2 separate regions of the Homo sapiens genome follow, and region 2 is linked to region 1. Evidence: read pairs that join two places in POLR2A ChIA-PET (ENCODE). Cell type or tissue: MCF 10A. All regions are shown on one strand. Links, peaks and the distances in the headings refer to the core of each region. The heading gives the core; the rest is flanking DNA. Region 1 has its middle 20 kb from the start of RHOT1. Region 2 overlaps LRRC37B (leucine rich repeat containing 37B).

Region 1 (4,399 bases), core at 103-4,102:
AAATACTGGTTTCTTTCCTGGGGAGGGTTTACAGTGAATGAAGGGGGCTTTGTTCTCTGAACACACGGTGTGAAGGATAAAAGAAGAGCACCAGTGTGGGCCAGCGACAAGAATAAAATGGGCTGGGGCCAGAGGCTGCAACCAGACCAGGTGCGACCTCCATGAGGCAAACATCGCTACCTGCCAGCTCATCATTTGTCCTTCCCAGCTGGTCTAGGAGCTGAACCCAGAGGCAGGTTCATCGAGGAGCTAATACAGCTTGAGCTTCAGGGCCCTTCTCTGCATGAGCAATGTGTTCACATGCTCACAGACTTCTCTAATATTTGCAAAAGTTAAAATGTTTTAAATGGACTGACGCTACCATCTTCTTCCACTCCAACTTCCCCTCCAGCACACTTCCTCTTGAGTCAGGTGGTGGTGGAGAGGCCATGTACATTTTGGGAATCTTGCTAAGGAATTGAGTTGGGCAACATGTATTGTAGGTTTAGCAGGACAGGTCTATGTGGTTCACAGCCACTTCCATGAATGACTCAGTTATTCCCAGCTGTTAGGAATGGCTTCTAGAACACTCCTCTGCCAATTGCGCCAACCCACCTGGATCCAGATGCAAAGATGCAGGGCCGGAGGCTCCAAGGAGCATCATGAAGGAACATGTCCCATGGTGCCTGGCACCCAAAGTACGTGGGCAATGGAGAATAAACAGATCAATGGAAAGACAGAATGGTCATTCTATTTTCTTTATAGAAAATATGTTAAACCCTGGCCAGGCACGGTGGCTCATGCCTATAATCCCAGCACTTTGGGAGGCCAAGGCGGACAGATCACTTGAGGCCAGGAGTTCAATACCACCCTGGCCAACATGGTGAAAGCCTGTCTCTATTAAAAATACAAAAATTAGGGCCAGGCGCGGTGGCTCACGCCTATAATCCCAGCATTTTGGGAGGCTGAGGGGAGCAGATCACCTGAGGTCAGGAGTTTAAGACCAGCCTGGTCAACATGGTGAAACCCCATTTCTACTAAAAATACAAAAATTAGTGGGCCACGATGGTGGGCACATGTTGTCCCAGCTACTCAGGAGGCTGAGGCAGGAGAATTGCTTGCACCCAGGAGGCAGAGGTTGCAGTGAGCCAAGATCGCACCACTGCACTCTGGCCTGGGTGACAGGACAGAGCAAGACTCCGTCTCAAAATAAATAAATTAATTAATTAATAAAAATAAAATAAAAAAAGTAGCCAGGCATGGTTGTGTGTGCCTGTAACCCCAGCTATTTGGGAGGCTGAGGCAGGTGAATTGCTTGAATCCGGGAGGCAGAGGTTGCAATGAGCTGAGATCATGCCACTGCATGCTCACTGCCTGGGTGACAAAGTGAGACTCTGTCTAAAAAAAAAAAAAGTTATATCTTCATCATTTGAAGGAGCAATCAAAGAGTATGCTGAAGAAGTAGGACAGTATTAAAATATTAAAATATTTGGCAATTTTTTTTTTCTGAGATGGAGTTTTGCTCTTGTTGCCCAGGCTGGAGTGCAATGATGCAATCTTGGCTCACTGCAACCTCCGCCTCCCAAGTTCAAGTGATTCTCCTGCCTCAGCCTCCCAAGTAGCTGGGATTACAGGTGCCTGCCACTACACCCAGCTAAATTTTGTATTTTTAGTAGAGACAGAGTTTCATCATGTTGGCCAGGCTGGTCTCGAACTCCTGACCTCAGGTGATCCATCCGCCTTGGCCTCCCAAAGTGCTGAGATTACAGGCATGAGTCACCTCCCCCGGCCATCTTTCTGGATTTTAAGATGTTTGAGGTATGTGTCAAGTTTTTAAAAATCTGTAATCTGTTTTGATTTCTTTGTTTCTTCTAAACACATATTTACTTCAGTACCTGGCTTTGTATTCACAATTTTGTACATTTTCTTTTTTTTTTTTTGAGACAGTCTCGCTCTGTCGCCCAGGCTAGAGTGCAGTGGTGCAATCTCGGCTCACTGCAAGCTCTGCCTCCCAGGTTCACGCCATTCTCCTGCCTCAGCCTCCCGAGTAGCTGGAACTACAAGCACCTGCCACCACGCCCAGCTAAGTTTTTGTATTTTTTTTAGTAGAGACGGGGTTTCACGGTGTTGGCCAGGATGGTCTCGATCTCCTGACCTCGTGATCCACACGCCTCGGCCTCCCAAAGTGCTGGGATTACAGGCATGAGCCACCGTGCCCGGCCAATTTTGTATATTTTCTTAAAGAGAAATTGCAAAAGCTTCCGGACCCACTAAAAATCCTGGATATGCCCGTAACAGAACCCCAATTTTGTTTAGGGTGACAATATACCCAATAAGACTGCTTTTCAGTCTCCCTTGCAGTTATGAGTAGCCACGTGAATAAGATCCGGAAATGGGGTGAAGTTGAATTGCGTGGGACCCCCAGGAAGGCTTCTTAGAGGGAGCAAGCTAACTTGTCTGAGAGGAGGAGTGCCCTTTGCCCCTTCGCCTTGTTCTCCTTCATGTTGCCTGAAATAACAGATGCGATGGCTGATGCTCCAGCAGCCATTTTAGTTCATGAAGTAACAAACTAAGGGTGATTCAGGAGAAAATACAAGGAGCTGAGTCCCCAGGAACAGTGGGGCTGCCACCCCAGACCTGAATGGCTGACCGCCAGCCTTTTTCATATGAGAGAAAAACAAACCCTTCTATCTTGTTCAAGCCTCTACATTTGGGGGTTTTCTGTTCAATGCTCCCAAAAGTAATCCTCAACTATACAATGATCCCTTGAGAAAGTCACTTCCCCTCTCTGTGCCTCAGAATCGCATCTGAAAACTGCAATGAGGCTGAATGACTAAACTGGTGCTTCTAATATTTCAGCCAACCACATGCCACATTTCTGAATGTTCCTGTGTCCATGTGCCATCAACACTATTTATTTAATATTCTTCTTTAAATTGATCTGTACTTCAAATTTTTTATTACATACCTTTGACTAACCCCAGATTGCTGTTCTAACATTTCTGCAAAGATATGTCTTCAAATCTTGATTTTAAAAAATAACATTTTTTCTCAAAGAAGGCATGGGATTTGTTCTTTTCTTTCTTTCTTTCTTTCTTTCTTTCTTTCTTTCTTTCTTTCTTTCTTTCTTTCTTTCTTTCTTTCTTTCTTTCTTTCTTTCTTTCTTTCTTTCTTTCTTTCTATCTTTTTTTGAAACAGTCTTGCTTGTTGCCCAAGCTACATGATCTCAGCTCACTGCAGTCTCCATTTCCCACGTTCAAGTGATCCTCCCACCTCAGGCTCCCGATTAGCTGGGACTGCAAGCATGAACTACCATGCCCAGTTTATTTTTGATTTTTTGTAGAGACAGTGTTTTGCCATGTTGTCCAGGCTGGTCTCGAACTGCTGGGCTCAAATGATCCTCTTGCCTCCTAAAGTGCTGGGATTGCAGGTGTGAGTCACAGCGCCCAGCGGGATTTGTTTTTTTATGGCTATTTCAGTAAGCAACATGTTGACATGAGCAATTTGGATAACTTCTTTGAATTACGTTACTGTTTTATACACACAGTATTTTTGGAAGTTGGACACTGGGGAAAGTCCTGGTGGATTTGTAATTTGTGTAACTCCACAGGAAGTTTCACAGGGCTCTTATTTCACTACGAGCCCATTCTAATGTTGACCCTGTCGCAGGCCTTACTTTATATAAATTATGCTTCCCTTAAAAGATTGGGACTCACTGTTCTGGTTCACTCACTCCAGCCAAAACTTGAGGGTCTGAAGTTTAGGCTGTACCTCTGGAACTTGTCTTTGTTCATGAAGACAAAAAATGCTTAAATCACTTTGATCTGAGTAGCTCCATGGGGTCTGATTAACTCCACATGGGTGCCAACTGAACTGTCCCACACAAACCCCCACTCCCATCACAGTGTTTTATTTTTTATTTTTGTATTTTTTGTAGAGACGGGGTTTTGCCATGTTGTCCAGGCTAGTCTCAAACTCCTGAGCTCAACTGATCCGCCCACCTCGGCTTCCCAAAGCGCTGGGATTTACAGGCATGAGCCACTGTGCCTGGCCCCATCACAGTGTTTTATATTGGGTATTTCAGAACCTCTTGCCCACAGAGAAATGGGCAGAGGGGACCACACTATGAGAATTGATTGTATGTGCTCAGAAATGGGATCATGGGCCGGGCGCAGTGGCTTACACCTGTAATCCCAGCACTTTGGGAGCCCGAGGCCGGTGGATTGCCTGAGGACAGGAGTTCAAGACCAGCCTGACCAACATGGTGAAACCTCGCCTCTACTAAAAACACAAAAATTAGCCAGGTGTGGTAGCAGTCTCCTGTAATCCCAGCTACGTGGGAGGCTGAGGCAGAAGAATCGCTTGAACCCAGGAGGAGGAGGTTGCAGTGAGCTGAGACTGGGCCATTGCACTCCAGCCT
Region 2 (4,399 bases), core at 264-4,263, 110 kb before region 1:
TTTTTAGTGTTTTGTTTTATTAAATGGCTTTTGGTCATATCTGGGCTATGTTTTTGCTGTAGGAATTACAAAATATACACCTAACCTACCTACTTAGAGTTAGCCTTTTACCTCTAAATACAACGTCAAAGTATTGCAACCATATAGGTTTCTTTATTCTAGTCCCCCTCCCTTATAATTGTATATGTGTGTGTGTGTGTGTGTGTGTGTATCTATATACACTTTCAATGTATGTAGGTATATAGATATGTATCTATACTTTCAATGTATATCTACATGCATACATTGTATATGTATGTAGACATATATCCACATACATTGAAAGATATATATCTATATACATATACAATGCATGTATGATACCTTTGGCCACTACATCCTTCTTAAATTTCCTGTTGCCACTCATGACCCAATTTCCTTGACCAGTTATTCCTCCTTCAAACATCCCTCTTACATGTGATAGTCCTCAGCATTTAGTTTCCTCAACTTTCCCCTAATTATCAGTTGACTCAATTACCACCAAAATATCAATGACTTCTAGATCCATTTTCCTACCTAGACCTCTCTTCTAAACTCCAGTTATGTATTTCAACTGCCTATGTTGTCCCCGATAAACTCCACATTGTAGGAAATAAAAAGAAAGGAGTTACAAAAGTTAGGTTCAAAGCAAAATTTAAAAACTCCTAAATGAAACAAAGATCTAGTGATGATAAAGGCTATGGCCCACAATGAAGATATAAAAGTAATGAACCTTTCTGTAAAACATGTGTGTGATAGAGCCGGTCCCCAGCTTTAAGCCTTTCAGCGATTCAAGTAACTGCAGAACATCTTTAAAGTACTGAGAGAAATGTCAATCCAGAATTCTATATCCAGCAAAAATACCCTTCAACAATTAAGGCAAAAAGAAAAAAAAGACATTTCAGATGAAGAAAATCTAAGAGAATGTGTTGTCAGAAGTTCTGCTCTAAAATAAATGTATAAGCAGGTCTTTAGGCCAAAGGAAAATTATACCAGTGGTAATACTAGAACTTCAGAGATAAAGAAAGAGCAGCAGAAATGGTATCTGGGAAAATTTTAAAACACAAATGGTTGTTTCTCCTCTTACGCTCTTTAAAATATGTATGGTGGTTGAAAGCACAAGTTAGAACCCTGGTGAGACTTCCAATGTATGTAGATATAGATAGATAGATAGATAGATAGATACATATATCTATATACATGTAGAGGTAATAATGGTAGCTATTTTATGGAGCTGATCTGAGGATAAAATAAGATAATGCACTTTAAAGTGCTCAGCACAATGTCTGGCAAATAGCACTCTATAGGCCAGGCATGGTGGCTCACACCTGTAATCCCAGCACTTTGGGAGGCCTAGGTGGGTGGATCACTTGAGGTCAGGAATTTGAGACCAGCCTGGCCAACATGGTGAGACCCCATCTCTACAAAAAATATAAAAATTAGCCAGGTGTGGTGGTGGACTCCTGTAATCCCAGCTACTTGGGAGTGAGGCAGGCAAGTGGCTTGAACCTAGGAGGTGGAGGTTGCAGTGAGCCAAGATTGCACCACTGCACTCCAGCCTGGGCGACAGAGCGACTCTGTCTCAAAAAAAAGAAAGCACCTGTAAAAGCTAGCTGGTGATTTTTATATTATTACTGACACAGAAGATAGGGATTGGGGGCAAATGGAATGTACTCAAAGAGCACAGCCTTGTTCAGTAATAATGTTAATACCAGATTGGGACACTATTCCACATCAAAAGGTGAATCCTTGTAACATTTGACAAGTAAGTTTCATAATTTTTAAAAGATTTCAATGCATCACAGATTATTCCTTCTTGATATGCCATTCATGGTTTATAGATGTGTAATAGCAGATTAAATAATTAGATTTTATTAGTTCTGGAGTATTAACTTCTGCTGGAAATGAACTTCCCCCTTCCCTATACCAATATTGAGTGAGGCCTCTTTTCTCAGATACCAATTAGAAACAAGGGGACAATGTTACACTTTTTCCTTCTAGAAACATACATTATACAGAGAGTTGTCTTTTGAAGTCTAGAAGTCTGAAAACACTGTAATTTTTTTTAAAGAATTAATACAATAAATGTATGGGTCAACTCGGAAAAATCTACAATGGTTTCTGGGATTTAATCTTGGCATGACTTTACCTCTGCACCTCTGCCCTCGGCGGGTACTTTTGTTTATGGGTGTCATTGGTTGAACAAATATTGTTTTAGTTACTACCATAACTGAAACATGATCTGTGCTCTAAAGGAGTCAACAAATGAGCCAGGGGGGCATGAGTAATTGCCTGTAATATAATCGTGCTCACGCTGTCATGGAGGACCGTACAAAGTGTCAGAAGCACAGCGCCAGGAGGCACAGCAAAGGGTAGTAGAGGTGACATTTGAGCCCGGCCTTGAAAACCGTCTAGGATTTCTCAGAATTTCAGCAAAGTAAGATAATTTCTGTCTAAAATATATAGGCAAACTTTTTATTAAAAATATGAGAAATTAATTAAATAACAGATTATGACCACAATGCAGATTTAAAACCCAAGGCATGATGAGTGCCGTTGACTAGTTCATCCAAACAGTTCAGAGAAGAGAACATCCATGTAGATCCTTCTTGTGTTACAGAATACAAAGGAACAGAAAATTTTGCCTCAGTAACTGCCAGGTCATTCTAATTAAAGTACCTATACATTGTAATATAATTCCTCCATTAAGGTAATAACCGATCAGGTGGTCCAGAGTCTGTGTCATTCAGTCAAGAAATTCACTCCCTTAACCTGGGGCTGTGCTGGAAATTCATTGACAAATTTTGGTCTTTGGTTCTCCGTTTTTCTTCAGAATTCATGCAGACCACTTGACTTCCTTAGCATTTTCTTTTGTAGGCGTATATTAATGTCCGTGGTTAAGCTTTGGCTTCCGTTTGCATCAATCCTGTTGTAATCGTGCCTCCTGAGGCATCTTTTTGCTTCCCTTGCATGAGTTTCCAAAATCCTACTTTCCACTTGGTAAGGGGAGTATCCATTTTCTTGAACGCAGTGGTTTTCAAACTTGCCTGCACATCAGAATTATTTGGGGAGAAGGATAAAAATACAGACTACTGAGCTTCACCTGGGATTCTGTAAATTTGGGTTGCATTTGAGATGACTTTTAACAATTTACCAGATGATTTTTGCTGCACCTCCACTTCAGTTTTAGGAAGGACTGTTTCAAGGCAGCTTTTCAAACTTTCATGACCATAGAAATCACCTGAAGATTGTGAGAAACTGCAGATCCTAATTTAGTAGGCCTGGGTTTAGGCCTGTGATTCTGAATTTCTCTCAAATGTGATAGTATCAATCCCTTGTTGAGTAGCAAGGTTGTTTCTTGTTTTTTTCTTTTGTTTCCAGGATCTTCATGACATTCAATGAGTAGCAAAATTTGAAGATAACTTCTGGAATTTCATCTAATGTGTACTCATCTGGATCTTAGGGGAAATAACCTATCAGGTTATAGGGAAGGAGGACCTTTAATAACCAAGCTAAATGTGTGGGCTGTTTACCTCTCCCTCTTATGCAAAGGTATCCCTTGCACACACTGAAAACTTCATAGACCAAAAGCATTATAGCTCTAGTTTGCCTTGAAGGAAGTTGTATTGTCTGTAGAGCATGTGGGCCATTTTCTGCCAATAAAATGTTCAAATGTTCTCTCTCTCCGAAGCTTTGTTCACTGTGTCTGGTGGAATTTTGGTTCTCAGGGAGTAGATGATACCTAGCCATGCTTCTAATGTGAAGTGTCTACCAGCCCATGGTCTCTATTTTGGATTTGAACTTACTTCGACCCCCCACCTGATGCCTTACCATTTAATCATATTGTGATTGAACATTTTTGTGTCCACATTTTTCATTTCTTATGTTATTATTCCTTAGTTCTTATCTGTAAGATCATAAAGTCCTTTGAACCAAACACAGTTGATATTTCATACATACGTTAAAAACTGAGCTGTGAGACCGGACATGGTGACCCACGCCTGAAATCTCAGCAATTGGGGAGGCCAAGACAGAAGGATCACTTCAAGCTAGGAGTTCGAGACCAGCCTGGGCAACAAAGCAGGACCATGTCTCTAAAAAAGAGAATTAGCCGGGCAGAGGGGAGTAGTCCCTGCTACTCTGGAGGCTGAGGCAAGAAGATCACTTGAGCCCAGGAATTCCAGGCTGCAGTGAGCTATGATAGTGCCACTGCACTTCAGCCTGGGTGACAGAGTGAGACCCAGTCTCCAAAAAAAACAGAAAACAAACAAAAAAACGAAGCATATGATGAGGAAACTTCCAGGAAAATGCTCTTATTTTCTGCTTTTAGAAACCAAAAGAATGTCTCATTGTGGGGTGCTACCATTATATTCAGGAAGTT

The links. ChIA-PET counts read pairs that join two places held together with the same protein. Peaks named below come from ENCODE experiments on the same cell type or tissue, not always from the same donor. Only the 100,000 strongest peaks of a DNase experiment are listed, where the experiment ranks them.
Region 2: POLR2A ChIA-PET joins it to region 1 with 5 read pairs; 12 of 35 experiments call an interaction of 5 or more read pairs at or near these places.

What each region holds. Positions count from the first base shown.
Region 1 is chr17:32,120,544-32,124,942 of GRCh38, forward strand. No RefSeq gene overlaps it. Among named protein-coding and RNA genes, the nearest start is that of RHOT1, 20 kb to the right of the region's middle. In MCF 10A, for the core only: no CTCF peak of the experiment used is centred there; no DNase peak of the experiment used is centred there.
Region 2 is chr17:32,013,526-32,017,924 of GRCh38, forward strand. The region is part of intron 1 of LRRC37B (leucine rich repeat containing 37B); the gene reads left to right. Among named protein-coding and RNA genes, the nearest start is that of LRRC37B, 8.3 kb to the left of the region's middle. In MCF 10A, for the core only: no CTCF peak of the experiment used is centred there; a DNase peak (open chromatin) is centred at 2,286.